Regions from separate parts of the Mus musculus genome. Here region 1 is linked to region 2. The links are chromatin loops, found by intact Hi-C in ENCODE. Cell type or tissue: heart. All regions are shown on one strand. Links, peaks and the distances in the headings refer to the core of each region. The heading gives the core; the rest is flanking DNA.

Region 1 (9,605 bases), core at 1,101-9,100, 160 kb after region 2:
TATTATACTTTATTATGCTAACTTGACTAGAGCACCATTCTCATATACAAGAAAAATATAATAATAATAGCTACCCTTCACATGTAGTAATAAAAACATGATGATACTTGGTAACAGAATATTGGCCTGTCAAAGAATCCTCATGTTAATGGTAACTTTGGGAAAGAAAACATGGTTTCTTTCCAAAAGGAGAAAATATTTGGTTTAAAGAAATAAAAATTCAAGCCAGGCATGGTGGCACACGCCTTTAGTCCCAGCACTTGGGAGGCAGAGGCAGGCGGATTTCTGAGTTCAAGGACAGCCGGGGCTACACAGAGAAACCCTGTCTCAAAATACAAACAAACAAACAAACAAAAAGAAATAAAAATTCTGGACAACTGGCTGGAAATTTCATCATTGTTGCCCACAAGCTGAAGAACCTAACCACTAAAGAGTAAAGATTTCCTTAAGCCTGTTTGAAAAGATGCTCTATAGAAATTCCCTCTCGCCCGGCTTGGTGGCGCACACCTTTGATCCCAGCACTTGGGAGGCAGAGGCAGGTGGATTTCTGAGTTCGAGGCCAGCCTGGTCTACAGAGTGAGTTCCAGGACAGCCAGGGTTACACAGAGAAACCCTGTCTGGAAAAACCAAAAAAAAAAAAAAAAAAAAAGAAAGAAAAAAGAAATTCCCTCTCTCCCTCTCTCCCTCTCCCACTCCTCCTCCCCCTCCCCCTCTCTCTTCCCCCTTCCCCACAGATGCTCTATAGAAATTCCCTCTCTCCCCCTCCCTCCCCCTCCCCCTTCTCCTCTCCCTCACACAGACACACACACAGACACACCAAACCTTTTCTCTTGAAGTGTAACTAATACCATAAAAAAAAGAAAGAAAAAGTGCAAAAACACTTCAGAGTTTCAGTTAGTACTTATAGAATTTACTTTACAGAGGAGTTAGTTTTACAAGTATGTGCAGATGTAACCAAACTAAAATTCCAATGTGACTAAAATTTACCATTATAAAAAAAAAAAAAAAAAAAAAAAAAAAAAAAAAAAGAAGAAGAAGCTGCTGCCAAGCCTGACAACCTAGGATCAAGCTTGGGCCCTTCATGGTAGAAAGAGAGAACCAACTTTCTCAAGTTCTCCTCTAACCTCCAGATGTACACCACAGCACACAAACAGTAAATGCAAACAACTGAGAGAGAGAGGAGAGAGAGAGACAGAGAGACAGGCAGAGAATAATGCAGATCTAACCCCAGCACTTGGAAGGCAGAGGCAAGTAGGTCCCTGAGTTCAAGGCCAGCCTGGTTGATTTTCAGAGTGAGTTCCAGGTCAGCCAGGCTACACAGAGAAACACTGTCTCGGAAAAACAAAAGAGAGAGAGACAGAGAGAGACCTACAAAGACAGAAAGAACACAAGAGAGACAGAGAGAGCAAGAAGGGGAGAGGAGGAATCATTTCAAGGTCAAATTCCTGGAGCTGGCACAGAAGACCGTATGTATGAAGTATGACAGCAAGCTAGACAGAATACATCCTCAGCTAACAGCCACGACAGCCCATTTTCAACTGTCTGATCCTGGCTAAATCATCTACTCTCTCAGCTTGCCTTTCCTTAGGGGACAAGCTGTGCCCTCTCAGCTTGTGGCATCATTGACTGAGATCACATGAGGGTTCAGATCACTTAGTGTCTTCTCGATGCATGGCCTTACCCCCAGCTCTGGAAAGAATCCACTCCCCACCGTAGTCTTTAAGCTACAGTTATTTTCTCTCTAGCCTCAGGAAAGTCTCCCTTCCACTCTGCCCAAGATGAAAGGAACGCTTCCTCTTCAAAGGAGGCCCTTCCACGCCCGTGCATCCAAAGTCTCAGGGCCCAGCTTGAATCTGAACCTTCAGAGCCAACCCAAACACAACCTCCACCTTAACAGGCCCTAATTCTCAGGGCTCAATGTTTCTCTACCCTGGCAACATCCAGGGACAGGGGAACGCCACCAGGAGGCAGGAGCAGGTGGACCTCTCAGGTCAAGGCCAGCCTGATCTACAGAGCAAGCACCAAAACAGCCAAGAAAGAAAAGAAAGGGGGCAGGGGGAGAGACTTGGAATAGCATTAACTAATGCCATGTTACAGCAATTGATTTGAACAAAGGAAAAACAAAATGGCATGAGAATCAAGCAGCAAATCCAAAACCAAACAAAGTAGATGCTAGAATCCTCACAACAATGTGATCCGGAAGCCTTTACAGAAAATGTCATTGGCAGCAACATAATCATCTACTCAATAGCTTACAAGTTGGCTATTGAAATGGTTATAGGACCTCTTGAAAAATGTTTAATTACTGTGATTTAACTCTACATTAGATTAGTCGATTGTGTTCATTGCTAGTACAAAGTCCAAATCCATAGCCTGACTAATTTTCCCCAACACTAAGAAGCTATCAGTTTCCTAATCTCAACTGCTCTTTAACTGAAAAAGCTACTGCCCAAACTATTTTAACTCTGCATATTCTATGAGCTGCATTTGATCACACAAAGATAAGCCAGGTCGATACATTACTGTACACATTAGTAATTAACTCCTTTGTAATTAGGCATCAACTGCATACAGTAATTATCCTAATTTCACTTTCAAGATGAAAGTAAAATACATTTAAAACATATTCCCCACTCTTTTATGACAAATCAAAGTAATTTAAAACGTTTTTCCTTCTCATTCTGGTAATTTTGTCTACCTGTAACTTTTAATGTGTAGGTTTTCCTGGGGCATTATTATCAATAGCAATCAATATTCTATTACCTCAAGAGACCACAGCTCTGTTCTGACTCTGCAACAAGGGGAAAACCTACTTTACAGATGTCAGCCATTTAGAAAGTTGCAAGTAAAACTCAAAATATTAATGGATCCCATTAAACTTGAGTCAGTGACCTGATCAAACAAACAGAAAGGGAACAAAAGGCAAGTTCTGTTCCATTTATTTAAAAATTAAATTTGAAATTTAAAAATCTATTTTGACTAAGACAAAAATCAAACAGGGGCTTAAGAGTGTTTTTATAAAAGCACTGTATCGTCAATACCTTTGATTGCCACTACATCAAGACGAGTAGGTATACTTAGATTCAAGGACAACAAGTTGCAAACATGTGATCCAGAAAAACACAGATTGTTTCGAATAGAGAATGAAAGCTTGATACACCAAAACAAATGATAAGGCATGGTAAATTGACTTCCGTCTTATCGTTAAAATGACTCTTTGCTGTATTTAGGGACAGAGAATTTGCAGGTAGTGGCTTGTTGCACCATCTTAATATAAAACAATATTCCAAAACTAACGAGTGAGTTCCAAACACAAGAACCAGAATTATTCGAAGCTTCTCTTCGCACAGTCCTAAGATCAAGGAACAACCCAAAAACTTAAGTACTTTAGTAAGCTGGTCCGTGATAGCTAAAAGCTGAGAAAAACCCTCTTTTTGCCTTGGGTCTGAAATGATGTCTAGGAAATCCCCTAAAGTCCTAAGGGTTCCCTTATTAATCATGACATCTAATTTATTTATGTGCTTGTTTGTTTATTTATGTTTACGCACTACAAAACCGTGCTCTTAACAAAAACAGTAGTGCATCCCACACTTTTAATCCCAGCACCGGGAAATCTGTGACCAGGAGCTCAAGGGCAGTCTGGACTACAAAACGAGACCCCGTCTCAAAAACAGGAAAGAAAAAAAAAAAAAAACAGAAAAGAAAAGAAAGAAAAAATAGTAAACAAACAAAAAATAGTGTAGCCCCTTAGTGAAGATCCCGGAAATGGAAGTCACAGCCGAATGCAAAGTGCATAACAGTCGGCGACCTGACACCTCTACTCTGCAGCAAGGCCAGCACTCACCCAGCGTACGCCGGGGAAACCAAACGCGGGCGTTTCGAAGTCCGCAAAGCGGCCACACACTCACTCCGCCGTCACTGAGCTTAACCTCTGGCTACCGAGACGCTGGGCGCGCTGGGCGCCGCCATCTTGACGGGAAGAGGCCAGGGCCCTAGGTCCCTTGAGCCGCTCGCCCAAAGACAAGCCGGTGCGCCAGGAAGTCGCCAGCTAGTTACCTCCGCACCACTGGCGCTGCGTCCCCCAGTCACGATGACACTGATAAACTCAGGCTGCCAACCAGACGGATCCAAAGCAAAGTCACCCTCGTTTTCGTGCACAGCAGGTCAGGCAGCGCCAAAGACAGCCGAGCCGGGCAGGGGCAGGGCTGGGGAGCGCGGCTCGTAACCCAGGCAACGGGGCCTAGGCAGGTGTAGGGGGCGTGGTGTCAGGAGACACCGGGATCTCGGCCACGCCCCCGGGCGGTTCGAAAGGCGGAGGAGGCTTTGAGCCCTGGTGTTCGAGCCCGCGACTGTCCTCCCGAGGAGCGAGCCTGGGGCTGGACGGCTCGGCCTCCTGCCGCCCGAGGAGCCTGTGAGGAACGCGGAGCCTCCAGGACACGGGCGCCACCCCTTAGCTGCCCGCCGCCCTGCCTGCGGCGCCACCTCTCGCGCAGGACGCGAGCCAGGCCGCGCGCGAGCCAGGCGGAGCCTCTCTTCTCCTGCCTTCCAGCGTGCTTTTTTTTTTTTTTTTTTTTTTTTGCATCGTTTGACATTTGGGTTCAGTTAAACTTGGGGCTTCTACGAAGAAGGACCTGTTTGGTTTTGTTGTTAGGGTGTTTTTTGGTTTGTTTGTTTTTGTTTATTTTCAACATGGCAGCCTCCAGCCGCGCACAAGTTTTAGATCTGTACCGGGCGATGATGAGAGAGAGCAAGCATTTCAGCGCCTACAATTACAGGTGACCCGGGGGGAGGGCCGGGAATCGGGTGCCCAGCTCTGTCTGCGGGGGTCGCGGATCAGGCGGCCACAACCTGTGAAAGTGACAGGCTCCACTCCCATGACGCGCACGTGCAACTGTCCACCCCCAGGTGTGACCCTCAGAGCCCTGGAGGGGAGGAGCCAAGGACTTGCCCTTCAAATGCTGGGATACCTTCCCTGAACTGACACCCACATAGGGGCTTTAGGACCATTAAACAGTGTCCTGTTTCTGCGGTACAAAGTGATGAACGCGAAGCTACCAGTGAGAAGCTAGGACAAGGAAACTTAGGGCATACCTATATCTTGCCTTGAGATTACAAGAGTGGAAGCAGGCAGTCTAGACCACGTGGACACAAAACTGAAGGCTTGCTCTAGGGCCCCCTTTCATTTCACTAGTGTTTTAATTCGTGACGTTGGTTCCAAGTATCAGATACGTTCTTACTAAAGGATGGTGGAGAGGGGCTACATATTCATGTTAAAGGTAAAATGAGTTGCTAAGCCTTTAAAAACTGAATTCTTAGTTTATCCAGCCTCGCCAAACTGAAATCTTACTGCTAGATCCTAGAGTCTAGGACCTATAACAAGAGGACAGGAGCATCAATTCTTCAAAAACATTTAAAACTTAAATTTATTTTAAGTTATAAAATGTATGTTAATGAGTTACTATGCGTGCACCTCACTTAAATGCACTAAAACTTACATTTTTAACTCTGCCCCATTTCTTTCCTTGCTTGGCCTATTCCCCTACTTGTATGAGTCCCTTATACTTCCTTGCCACATGGTAGTGGTGCACACCTTTAACCCCAGCACTGGGAAGGCACAGGCAGCCAGAGCGCTGAAATCGAGGCCACCATGAACTACACAGAGAAACCCAGTCTCAAAAAAACCAAAACAACACACACACACACACACACACAAAACTCTACCTCAGAACCTCCACCTTCACAGTTTCTGCTTCTTTGAAACTTCTGACCCAACATTTCTGTAGAGTTTTAGGGTTTTTCTGATATTTGGTGTCTTATTGATTAATTACCTGAATCCTTTGAGATTGAATCTAAGAATAAGAATCTGATGAAACCAGCTCATTTTCTCCAGACAGTTTGCTTATTTTCATTTATTTCCCAAGTCTTTCAAGTACTTAACAAGCTGTCCTTCACAGCTGCCCAGGCATGGGCTGGGTGTCTTGGCAGTTAACTCCTGAAACAGACCTGGTTCTAGGTGCACCCTTCTCTAGGGATTGAGCTACCCGTCCGGCTATGCACTACTTTAGTCTGTGAACAGATGCACCAACTTTCCCAGCAGTAATTCATATTTCAGAAACCTGCTGAGAAAATAATAGTTGTCGTGTCAACTGAGAATAGCACATGGGTTGGACAAGTGAGCTCATACCCAGCCGAACATAGGTTTTGATTTTATGTGATGACATTGGCTTTGGAGGAGAGGGGGCATAAACACTAAACCTCCTGGTAGGAGTTTCCACAAATACCTGTTATTACTTACTATTGATGGAAGACAGGAAACATGGAAGTAAATGCTTGGAGTGTTCCTTGCAGTCTAGAAGATGTCTGTCTCAAGAATAAAAATGGACTGAATAAACAGAGACTAAGCAGAGGTTCACACTGGGGGGCCCAACTGGAAACAAGTTCTGTAAAACACTGATAGCAACCCTAACAGAATATGCAGCTTTAGAGTTACTGGGCCTCAAGGACTTAGTTTTCTTGGTGATGAAACTAATTCACTGGACTACACAGCCTCTTAGGGGCCTTTTCGTCCTAAACTTCCATCTGGAAGTGACTTAAGAGCCAATACAGAAAGGTAGGCTGTGCCTCACAGAAAATTGAGACTGAGCTTCAACACAAGCAGCTGTGTGCTGACACGCACGCAGAGAGTAGTCTGTGCCTCACACAGATGTAATTTCCACAGGAATCAGGTGCTCTCCTTTTCCAGATACCATGTATCGAAACCCTGTGAACCCTGCCAGCATTATGTCCCATGAAATAAAACTAGCGTCATATAAAATAAGACTGCCTTTACAAATACCCTATAGAATTCAAATATAGCCCTGTCCCTCCATTGTCAATCCAACACAGTCATTCACTAAGTACCCATTGAGCACTTCTTTGTGATGGACTATTTTTCATGAATCGAAACTAAGCACTAGAGAAACTAAGTCTGCAACAAGAAGGTGGAAAGGGCCACATATACCAGGGTATATAGTCTCTGCTGTGGAACCCAGATTTCATTCTTGGAGTTCTGAGGATTAGGTAAGGTCCTTTGGGCAGCAAGATAAAAGAATCTCAAGCTAGAAGTAAAGATGTCAGAGGGAGTTGCTTATAATGGTGCAGAGGATAAACTAGAGGACATAGAGAACAGACTTTTGGTAAATAGGTAAAGGAGAGTATTACAACTCTGATGATTTGTTGCTGTCTTAGTCACTGTTCTATTTCTGTGAAGAGACACCACAACCAAGGCGAGTCTTATAAAAGAAGGCATTTAATTGGGGCTGGCTTTCAGTTTCAGAGGTTTAGTTCATTTTCAGCATGGCAAGGAGCGTGGCAGCATGCATGCAGACATGGTGCTGGAGAAGGAGCTGGGAGTTCTACATCCAGGTCTCCAGGTGGGAGAGAGAGAGAGAGAGAGAGAGAGAGAGAGAGAGAGAGAGAGACTGACTGAGACTGGGCCTGACTCTTAAAACCCCAAGACACACATCCTCCAACAAAGCCACTCTTCCTGATCCTTCTAATTCTTTCAAAAACTTCTACTCCCTGATGACTATTCAACAAATAGATGAGCCTATGGAGGCCAATCTCATTCAAACCACCATAGGTACCAAATTAAGGGGGGAAAAAGCGAAGGGAGGCCAGAGTGTAGGTAAGGTGAAACCTAAGACCCAGGAAAGGGGAGACATGGAAACCCTGCCATTAACAACTGAAACAGTAAAGAAAGAGCTAATCTGGAGAGATGTTTTTTCTCTCACTTTGGGAATGTCCCCCAAGTGAGCCCAGGGCATCCTGTAGAAGCAAGTAGTCACAGTCTGCACGCCAGCCCTGGAGCAGCCTGAACTACCATGTCCATGTAGCCCTGGGTGAGCCCCCCAGCATGCTCTGTACTGGACTTTCTTATGTTTAACATTTGAAATTGTAGACTTCAATAAGTATAATCAGTCAGCAGGAGGAAAAGCTGACCTAGATACAGGAAGAGATACAAGTGGCCATCTAGAGTTTATACCTCATTCGTTTTGCAGAATATTTATTAAGGTTGTTTAATAGACAATATTTCATTTGTCATTGTGGGAAGACCTGTACTGTAACAATAATAACTTTGATCTGATGAGAAACAGCAACCACAGTGATCATTCCGGACCTTAACATTGGATATTTCTTCTTAAAACATAGTTTTCCTTATGAATTTTTGAGATAACTCTTCATATTTCTGCATGTGTGGTGGCCCCTGATGCATCAAATAATCTGGGAATATACTTTCTTTAGAATGTATGAAATTATAGAGGATTGAGAGGGTAGCCTCGCTGACCTCAAGCTTCTGAGGCAGTACATTTAGGACTGACTCTTTTGTCACGGGACCTTATTAATGGAGCATGTGTCTTCACTACTGGCACAGCCCCACGGACTGACACCATCTCTGCCCATCGTGACCCCTACCCCCTGAATTTTATTAATAGATACAGGAATGGTTCGCTGTCTCCTCTATCCAGATGCCCACTGACCCAGAACACCAGAGTGAATTGGCAGGAGCCTGTCAGGAATCATATTAATACCAAACAGAACCTTTTCTTTTCTAAAACAAGGATGGGGAAGTGGTTCAGTGGGTAAAGTACTGTGAAAGCATGAGGCTCAGGGTTCAGATCATACACACCCAGGAAAAATGTCAGGCAGAGTAGCACAGGCCTGTGATCCACACACTGGTGAGGTGGACAGAAGAGGTTCCCTAGCGTGCACTGGCTAGTACAAATCTGGCTAGTTGGTGAGCTCCAGGTCCAGTGAGAGAGGCTGTTTCAAAAAATGGGGGAAAGAGCTGAAGGAGACCCTGTAGCATCAGCCTCTGGCCTGCATTTACGCACAATCAAAAGATGCTAAAGAAGACAGTCTTGATGCCAAAGAGTCTTCCCCCTTAGAACAAACAGAAATCTCTAATAGCTCCTAGACATACACACAGATTCATTCATTCTTTGTGTGTATGTCTGTCTGTCTGTCTCAGTCTGCCTGTGTTGTGATATGTGTGTAACTGCATAGAGCCTGGGAGTACATAGAATCCTAACATAGGATAGCCCTGCCATGAAAAGATTGTGATATGGTTATGAATAAATAAGGACCACTTCAGTAACTAGCAAAACCTAACAGGCAACATGTACCTTAGTGATGAACTACAGTGTATAGTGATTTTCAGGGAACACTTCTAATGGTGATTTGGCTGCTACTTATAACACTGCTGTAAAAATATGCTTAAATAACATTGAGACTCTCATTTCAACCCTCTGGGCATAACTCAACTCCATTTTGATCTCAATCATATCATTTCTTACTTAGAAACTAATATACCCTGCAGTGCCCTTCATTTCTATAAAGGTATTCATCAGTCCTCCAAGGACCATTTTGGATCTCTTGCCAGATCATAGCCTCCTGCTACTCCTGCTGGGTTTTTTTTTTCATCTCTTCCCACTTGACTGAATTAGAGCTCCCCAGAGCCTTACCTGCCCAGTCACGCCATCAGGTCAGTGAGTGTCCTGCTCTCTGTGTGTTCTTGCTTGCCCCCTTCTCTGGATGCTAAGGACCAGACTCCGCCTCCACCTATG
Region 2 (9,605 bases), core at 591-8,590:
AGTCCACCATGGGGGGCAGAACACCCCACCATGAGCTGCTGTGAGCTGCAGGGACCCTGGGTGGAATGGTAGTTAGTACTGCTCTGTGTGCAACAGCACCCTAGGAAGGCTAGGCATAATAAACAAAGGAGGGAAATAACAGAGGACACAGCTGAGCCTCTGGCTGGAGTCTGCCACGGAAGACCAGAAATAGTCCTAGTGATGGTGACAGTGATGGGGCCTGACATGATCTCTAGTGGACTCACTGAGCACTTTTCAAGGACCCAGAAATGGTAACTATCCAGCAAAGAGGCTGGCAAGAGATTTCCCAATGTCTCCTGTTAGTCAATGATTGGAAGTGGAGGCTCGAGGCTGCAAAATGCCAGGAAATACACCCACCGACATTTATAGGTACAAATTCCAAACAAAGAATCCCCTAACCTGATCAATCAAATAGGCAAGGTACACACAGTACCTTACAAAGACAAATGAAATTATCACATTACTCTTATGTTACCACCATTGTCCTATGCATGACTGGAGACTGCCCGGAGCATCCTAGGAATGCTACTCCTGTGAGCAGTCTGAATAATCCGTTAACTGTTAGGAAATGAAGTAGATTGCTGACTATGCAGACTCCACAACTTCTTCCACAGACCCAGGATATGAAGATCAAGCCCTTACACTTGGGATGGAGGCATTCCATTTTATGAATGAATGGCTCTTTGAGATAGATCTAAAGATTTCTAGTCAAACTGTACTTCAGAAAATGATGTCCTTTCTATAGTATTATGGATTCTCTTTAAACAGCTCCTTCTTAAAATACAAAGCACTTGATGAGAATATGAAAAGGACTTGCATTCCTTTAATAAGGTAACAATAGTTCTTTACAAACCCTCCTTTGATTTCATTAGATGGCTTTTTTTTCTCTATCACAAATCAAGAGAGAACTGCTCTAATGAGCACACCTGAAATCTTAAGCTGATCCTGTACTACACATATTTAATTTCCTCACATTTGAGAGATTATTTTGCAGTACAGGATAAGAAATGGCACTCAGTGCATCACAGGCTTTGTTACTGCTGACATAAAGGACTTGGATGACATCCTAGTGCTTAAAAATAAGATTACCTGGTTTTGTCTAACATGCCACCAAAAGTTCAGGGTTGAGACTCACATAGGCCTTCTGCAAAAGGCTAAGAAGATGCCATCAGATGCCGCTTGGCTAACATATTGTCGTTATGTGTTTAAACTCTGTCTCTCAGCAAAACTGGCTGGTCACTACGGCATCAACAAACATTCCAGCTAATACAATTCTGAGGGTGACAACATTAATGAGAAAATGAATGTCTTGAAACAGAACTCATTATTCTCTTGTGATAATTGTCCAAAGTTTAAAAAAAATCTATAATCATCAAAATACTATCTAAATACCACAGATCCACAAAAACAAAGGTATAAGTCATCTAAAAACTTTTTAACCCAACCCCATTCATGTTTCCGATTCTTGGAGAAACTCCGAAGCCCAGAGGAGGAAGATGATGATGAAGATGATGAAGACAAAGACAATGGTGATATTTTACCAACAGGCGCTATGCTCCCCAATTTCAAGCATTTATATATACAAACACCTTTGATTTATAAGACCTTTAAGAAATAAATATTGGTTTATTATCTCAACTTTCATAGACATGGAAACAGAAATCAAGGAGGTTAAATCATGACTCCATTGCGATCTCCATCCAACAGACACCAAATAGTGAGGCAATCAGCACAGGAATCCAGAAGTCACAGCCCTTCAAACAAGCTGACCAGGTCCTTATAGCTAAATCAATATCATCAACTAATGTAAGGTTGGATGGGCCTGACCAGATAGCTCAACAGATAAAATTTAAATCTAATCCCCCGAATCCACATGACGGAAAAAAACCAAGTATCCAAAGTTGTCTTCTGTTTTCCATGTGCATCCGATACACATGCATCCCTATACATACAAAATAAAATAAGGTGGAAAATAGAAAAAGGTTGAATGTGTATTCCAGAGCTTCCATAGAGCTCTGTGCCAGGTACTAGACATACACAAAAGTTTAAGTTGGATATAATAACTTTATGGAAGTTATCTTTGCTGGGCTTGGTAGCCCATGACTTTAATCTCAACACTTGTGATGCAAAGGCAGATACATATCTGACCTCCAGGCTAGCTGTGGGCCTGGGTACCAGAGGTTTTCCACGGAGGTTTTCTGGCCAGGCCTGGTGCGAGGGTTCCAGCGAAGGGAAGAGACTAAGTCTCTGCCATTCCTTCCAGGTTGCTCAGTAACTCTGAGCCACTCTGCACTGAGTCTGGTTGGGCTGGGCCAACGAGAAGCCAACTGTCCAGTGAGGAGTACAGGACCTCAGGTGGCTCTTCGGGAGAGATCTCTTCCCAAGTGTTACATACAGCTCTTGGAACAAAAGACTCAAACTAAGGAGTAGTTCTCCTTTAATTCCATGGATAAGAGTTATATACAGTTCTGGGGGTGATTCAGGATTTGACAGCAGGTACCTCTCATTGGTTTGCACTGAGAGTTTGGGGAAAACCTTATTTGCATGTGAAAAGGCTTGGTGCTGTTCCTACAGGACTGATAGCCACACACTGGTCCTGTGGGAGCTGTGGGGGCAGTAATGTCAACAGGAGCCAGGGGTCCAGGAGACATGATCAAACACCTTCTGTCCCATGGGAAATCACCACCCATCGTCCCACCCCCAGCCCCGGGTTCAAGACCTAGGCTCAACTGGAGACCAGGCTGTCTGTATGCAGCCCATTGCCCCACAGCGAGCCAGCATTACATCGTGAAACCAGAGAGAGAGAGAGACAGAGACAGAGACAGATGGAGAGAGAGACAGAGACAGAGAGAGAGAGAGAGACAGAGAGAGAGAAGCAACATGACAGGCAGATGGAGGGGGGAGGGAGGGAGGGAGGGAGGGAGGGAGGGAGGGAGGGAGGGAGGGAGGGAGGGAGGGAGGGAGGGAGGGAAGAATGAATCAGTGTCAGCAGAGAGCTAAGATGAGTCTACCCAAGGAGAGTTTAAAGAAAGAGGAAGGTAGTAAGTCCTGTAGCTCATGGTGCTAAGCTCACGTGGGATATACACATTAAAACTTTGGTCAAATCTGGGTCTCCACAGCCACAGTAGAGCTTGGTAGTGGTCCTACAGAAGTACAACCATAGTAAAATCCAGGGCTCTGTGCCTAGCAGTCAAGGGAGAGAAAGAGGAGACAGTCATGTCTAAGTGATACCTGTTGATTTACAATGAAGATGCCTTTCCTGCCATATTCCACATCACCAAGCCCAGGATGCCACAGGAAATAAAACCAGACAACAGCTTTAATTCTCATTACCTTATGACAAGAAAGGATTTGTCAGATGTCATGGAAAGAGAAGAAGAAACAATTGAAAAAAAAAAAAAAAAAGAATGTTCTACTACAGCATATCAAAGCAGGAGGAGGGAAGACAATAGCTCTGAAAGTCCACATTTTCAAGTACATCACAAAGGAATATTTCATTACTATCTCAGAACTACTGTCTTAGTTCAGTATCTAAGAGTCCTCTGTGGACGCAAACATAAGCATCGATGTATTGGACATAGAGAGGTCATAATGGGATCTACTCAGGCAAGGGCCATGAGGGCATTCTCAGAAACCAACTAGACAGAAGAAGGGTTTCTAAGAAGTCATGTTACTTCAGTTAAATACTGTTATCCAAGGTTTAAAATATCTGGCTAACTGTAACAACCATGAAATGAGGGAGCAACTCTTCAATTTTACTAAAAAATCCATCACTAGTGTCTCATTGACCCTTCATGAACCATTATTTGTATTTCATTCTTTAAGAAGAGTTATGTCCCAAATGGAAGAGTATGGGGTTCTCTGTATTCTGGCCAAGAAAGTCACAGGCTGTGCTCACTCACAGAGTAAGAGTCGGTATAGTGCTTGGCTCTATATGTGCTCTAGGACTCAAAGAACCCAGCAAGGAGCTAATGCCAGTGGCTGACTCAAGGTGGCTCCATTGGCAAAGGCAGCACTCCTCACAGAGTCTAGATATGACGTGGTAATGGAGATGTGCACAAAGTGCATGTGAATACTGACAGGGCCCATGGAGGCCTAGAGTGGGGCAGGAGTGGATACAGTGGGGTAGAGCAAGAACTTCTGAAGACCTGGGTATGAGAAGCAGGCTGCACCTTTATGGATGAGTAGAAACTAAGAGGAGAAAAGGACACGTGGCAGAAGGAGTGGTCTAAGTAAAGCCACAGAGGCAGAGACGAGGCACATTAGAGAGCCACTCAGTCTCCCGTTTTCTTAAAAGGAAAAACAAAAAAACTAAGCTCTGTAGGAGTTAGATGTTAGGTGAGGGTTTGAGAAGCTTGAGAGGGTCAGCACTATGCTGGCGTCTGGAGGACCAGCTACTCGGGGGCTGAGGCAAGGCAGGTGCTTGAGCGCTGGAGCTGGGGTCAGTCAGGGCAATACTGTGAAGTCCTATCTCTCTTAACACACAAAAAATGTGACTTTAAAAGGAAGTATGTCTGTGCTAAGTGTATCTGCCATAGGATTATGGACATATGCTAAAAATAAAGTTAATTCCTATATAATCAGAATTTTGAAATCTTAGGACAGGAGTCTTTTTTATTGTATATAATTGATAAGTTTATATAGGTATTCATGTGTGAGCAGGTATAGATTTATGTATGTTTGCATACGTACATGCATGTCATGGTTAGGAGATATCTGCCTTACCTTTTAACTTTTAAAGATATGTTTATTTTAGTTTATGTGTATGGATGTTTTGCCTGCATCAGTGTACACAAACTGCAGGTACTTGTGGTGCTGGAGAAACACAGAAGAGGTCTTTAGAGACTGTAAAACTGGAGTATGGGATCATTTGGAGCCACAGTGTGGATGCTGAGAACTAAACCAGTGCTCTTAACCACTGAGTCATTTCTCTAGTCCACACATTAATTTTTGAGACAGGCCCTCTCACCTGGCTCAATGATTAGGTTAGGCTGACTGGTCAGAAAGCTGCATGGATCTGCCTGTCTCCACCCCCACAGTGCCAAGATTACAAACAAAGGCCAGCAAACGTATCTTTTTGTACGTGAGTTCTGAGGAGAGAACTTGTATCCTCATGCTTGCATCATGTAACTTCATCACTGGAACCACTTGCCAGCCTAATGGAATGTGTGCGTGTGCGTGTGTGTATGTGTGTGTGTGTGCAACACACATGCACATATGGCTATGAAGAGGTGCTATGAAAAATTAAAAGTAAAAAAAAATTTAAAAATGTTTTAGACTTACATGAGGGGAAAAAGCTATCACTTGATGCTATTGAGTGATTTCTGGCAGACACAGAAGGATAAAGGGGGTGCTTTTCCACCTGCACTTATGGTGATCTGGGTACAGATGAGGACATAGGATAATGACTCAGAACCACGACCCTCTGTGCAGCTAAAGGGAATATAACACATAAATGCAACACCTTCCCAGGCGTCTTTCCAAAGACATAAGCAAGAACAAGAAGCCACCAGGGGCCAGACTGGAGCTGCAAGAGAGCTGTAGTGCCATGCCACTGTGCTGGGCACTTCTGGGTTCCATTAGATTCCAGTGAGCAAAGAGCTGTAGATGTCCAGGCGCAGGCAATTCTCCATGAATGTTACCATGAAACAAGGACGAAAGTGTGCCATACATGGGACAGCACTAAGCACTAGCAAGCCTTACTCAAGACACTTCTCCTCTGACATAGGATGGAGGCTTAGCTGCCCAGCACTCCATGAGAAGGCTTTTTGGCCTGTATCTGAGCCAACCACAAAGGGTGACGTCCTCAACATTGTCTTGCTTTATTTTGTTTTTGAAAAAAATCAATTTAAAGATAGCCGGTGCCAGAATGGACTTGTCCAGGGATGTTCCATGAAGCTACTGCTTTTAAGAGGACTCTGTTTAAATTATTTCTGCAAGATGACAACGGATTGAGGAAGCTTACAAGGTTCCATCTAGTAGGTACTGAAGGTTAGTCTTCCCTGTTTCCAGAGTAAATCTTCCTTGTGTCTAAACTGTGGCCCTCATGCTTCAGTATAGAGGATTCTTTTAGTCGTGTTTTCAAGAACACTTCAAAAGACACATTCTCTTCTGAGAAATGTTCCAATTTTATTATTTTATACTATATTAAGACTATGTCAACTAAACAGTTCCATCACTGATCTATCTGAAACAAAGTTGTTCTTACATATGGAAAAGGTCCTCATCTCTGGCTTAGTGTTGCTGTTAGTTTTAATTTTTTAAAAAATGTTACAAAATGTTGGCAATTTCATAGTTACATGAAAATACTTCATATATCTCCATGAAGAAAACAGGTATGGTGAATTTGGAAAAGGCTGTACACTACTAAGAAATGTTTTCATCAATGACAACAAAGGTAAAGAATATATTATATTCTAAATCTGGCAGGGACAAAACAGGCTGGCAGGTCTGGAAAAGCTTGATTATGGTAAAGACTCACTCTTCCAAACAGATCCCTAAGTGTGTGTGTGTGTGTTGGGGTGGGAGGTCAAGACTTTAACCCTGATAGAAGCCCAAAGCTCCCAGTGACTATAGACAGGCTGCCATACAAGGCTTGAAAACACTGGCCTCAAAGCAGGTCAAGGTCATGACTATCCAACCACTGAGGTGTGAGGTTGGCATGTAAGAGAGCCAGTTGTGGGGGAAGCCAGCTGCTCTGCAGTCACAGCGTCCCTGCAAGCTCAGTCGGGTACCAGTGTTCAAAACTGTTCTGTTTGTCCCAAAGGGAACTCTACCCTTTAACAAGATTCACTTTCCTTTGCATCTCTTGGAAACCACTCAGAGCAGGTGCTGATTACAAACTACTGAATAAATGAATACACTGTGTAATAAGTTAATTAAGAAGAATTAGACAACCATTAGGGAAGCAAACCCTAAGTCTCCAGGCACTCTCCCTGGTCTGGGTGACAATCACATTAAAGAATCATGCAGACAAACAGAGGGTCAGAGGACAGTTCCTGCCCCAAGTTCCCAGGGCCGGGACAAGCCCTGATAGCATATATTGACATACCAGTGACAACTTAGCAAAGACTCTTCTCCGTCCCTTGAATAAGACCTTTCTCAAATCACTATCACCAGGGGCGAGGAGGAAGGAAAACAGTGATGGAAACTAAAAGGAAAATGGAACTGGTCTAGGGTTGAAGCCACCAAGAAACTATACTACCAGACCAGCAACATCACAGAAGCAACAGGAAATGGCATGTGTGACTAGACATAACATTGTATTTTTAGAAAATAAATTTGCTCATCAATAAAAAATAGCTGAGCCACATCTACTGAAGCTCCTTATATATTTATGCCACAGGCACACGAAACAAAACCTGCAGATGATATACGTGATTAAAGTTTATCAAGCCTGTTATTGTCGTAAATTTTTCCTGTAGTGTTTGCAGTAGGAGCATGATAACAGAACAGTGCTCTTCACTTTTTCTTATGAAACAAAAGCAATATAACACAAACCATACAGAACTCAAGAAAGGAATTTTCCAATTATCAGTTTTAAAAGGTTGAAAAAAGTGGGCCCAGCATATGGGTGAAGAAGGCCCATATCAAGGCATCTAATAAATGGTTTGTAAACCTTTAAACAAAACTAGGTCCCCCAAAACTCCCAGAACTCTTTAAAAACCTTGTAAAACTACAGGATTTTGCAAGGTTATAGGATACAAGATCAAGATCAAGACCAGCGAATAAGAGTTTAAAAGAAAATTTACTCCCAACACCATAAAAAGAGTAAAACACTTAGAAATAACTGAGGACTTATGAAATTACTGATGAACTGGGCCACTGTGGCAGCTGTACAGTCTCACAATAAAAACATTTACCTGTGCTCTCTTTAAGAAAGCATTCACCAACCTCAGAGCCACATAGCCTGGTGAGGTGAACTCAATACTACTAAGATGGAAATTTCTTTAACATGATCCACAGATGCAGAGACTACTGTGAAAATCCTGGCTTTTTTCTCCTTTTTTTTTTTTTCTTTCCCTTTTTCTAAAACTGGCAAGCTGATTCTGAAATCTGTACTAAAACAAAACAAAACAAAAGCTTCAAACTGCCAAAATATAACTTAAAATGAGCAACAAAGTCTGAGAAGTTACATTACCAGATTTGTAACATGCTACAAAGAGGAATAATCAAGACTGAAACTGCTTGGTGTGGATTTTCCCAAAAAAATGTCAAACCAAAGGAGAAGACACAAGCATTTCAACTAGTGGGGGAACCCACAAAGATGAACTTAAAGCTTTCCCTTATACCAGTCACAAAATTTAAATCAAAATCATCTTATGCCTAAATATTAGAATAACACTTCTGGGATCTTGCACACAAAAAATATAAAACAATTAAATATTAGGACAAATAATCTAATTAAATTGAATGAAATAGTTGACCAGACATTTTACCTGAGAAGGTGGACAAATGGCTAATGAAAGTGTGAGAAGATGCCTACAGTCCTTTTGATAAGCTAAGTGTTAAGTTACTACTGCCAGCTTTGCCTTCACAGCTTACAGGAACAGCTAATATCAAGAAGCTACTCAATAATATTGTGTTGGTGAAGAAAGAGAGAAATCAGAGTGCTCACGTTCTCAGGTGGGAAACCAGATGGTTTTGTTACTTTCAAAATGGTTTTGCAATTTCTTTAAAACATCAATCATAAGCTTACTAAACAACCAAACAATTTTACTCTAAAAAATTACTCAGGAGCTGAAATCACATGCCCCAACAAAGGCCAGCCCATGAACACTAACAGTAGCATCATAAAAGTCTTAAACTTAACAGACACTAAATGTCCATCTCTTTGGAGTAGATAAAGAAGAAAATAAGATATATATACTATTCAACAATATGAAAAGGAGGACGCCTGAGATACGGTAATAGGATGAACCACAAGACTGTACTAAGTGGACAGGCCTTAGACAAGGGCTTCCATTTATGTACTATGTGTAGAAAACACAGCAGAGATTAGGTTAGGTTTTGCCTAGGGCTGAGCACATGGGTGAAGAGTAACAGCCGACTATAGTGAGCAAGAAGAAACCTTTGAGGATGGCAAAATGTGAAACTGGACTGTACTAATTACAAAACTCTAAAATTGAACTAAATAATCCTTAAATTGTATAGTTACAGTGGAGATTTTAAAACTTTTATGTGTCTAGGTGTTTTGCATGCATGCATGTATGTATGTTTGTATATATATATGTATGTATGTATGTATGTATGTATGTATGTATGTATGTTTATGTAGTACATGAATGCCTGGTGCCCACAAAAGGTGGCAAAACTTGGAACTGAATTTATAGCTGATTGTGCGCCACCAAGTGGATGCTAGAAATTTCAAAGGACTGCAGTCCTTTGAAAGAGCAGCTGGTCTTCTTAACTGTGGAGCCATCTCTCCAGCTTACAGTGGGAAAATTTTATTACTGAAATTACTTTCCAATATAGCTGTAGGGGGAAGTCAAAAATAAATGACCAGAAATTAAAAAGTTTTCAGAATCCTAAACATACAATGGAATCTATACAACTGTTCTAAAGATGGCAGATTTTCACAACAA

Evidence for each region. Peaks named below come from ENCODE experiments on the same cell type or tissue, not always from the same donor. Only the 100,000 strongest peaks of a DNase experiment are listed, where the experiment ranks them.
Region 1: it touches region 2 in a loop (2.1-fold over the local background); 2 of 42 quality-filtered maps call a loop at or near these places.

What each region holds. Positions count from the first base shown.
Region 1 is chr13:36,112,245-36,121,849 of GRCm38, reverse strand. It overlaps Lyrm4 (LYR motif containing 4), which reads left to right and starts at 4,493. Exons shown (of 3, transcript NM_201358.2): 1 at 4,493-4,775. The coding sequence starts at 4,690. Fars2 (phenylalanine-tRNA synthetase 2 (mitochondrial)) reads right to left here and starts at 4,207. Exons shown (of 7, transcript NM_024274.3): 1 at 3,845-4,207. In heart, for the core only: a CTCF peak has its summit at 4,458; DNase peaks (open chromatin) are centred at 4,269 and 4,879; H3K4me3 peaks cover 2,732 bases; H3K27ac peaks cover 2,566 bases.
Region 2 is chr13:36,270,816-36,280,420 of GRCm38, reverse strand. The region is part of intron 4 of Fars2 (phenylalanine-tRNA synthetase 2 (mitochondrial)); the gene reads right to left. Among named protein-coding and RNA genes, the nearest start is that of Gm40912, 68 kb to the right of the region's middle. In heart, for the core only: CTCF peaks have their summits at 4,006 and 5,528 (motif pointing right); no DNase peak of the experiment used is centred there.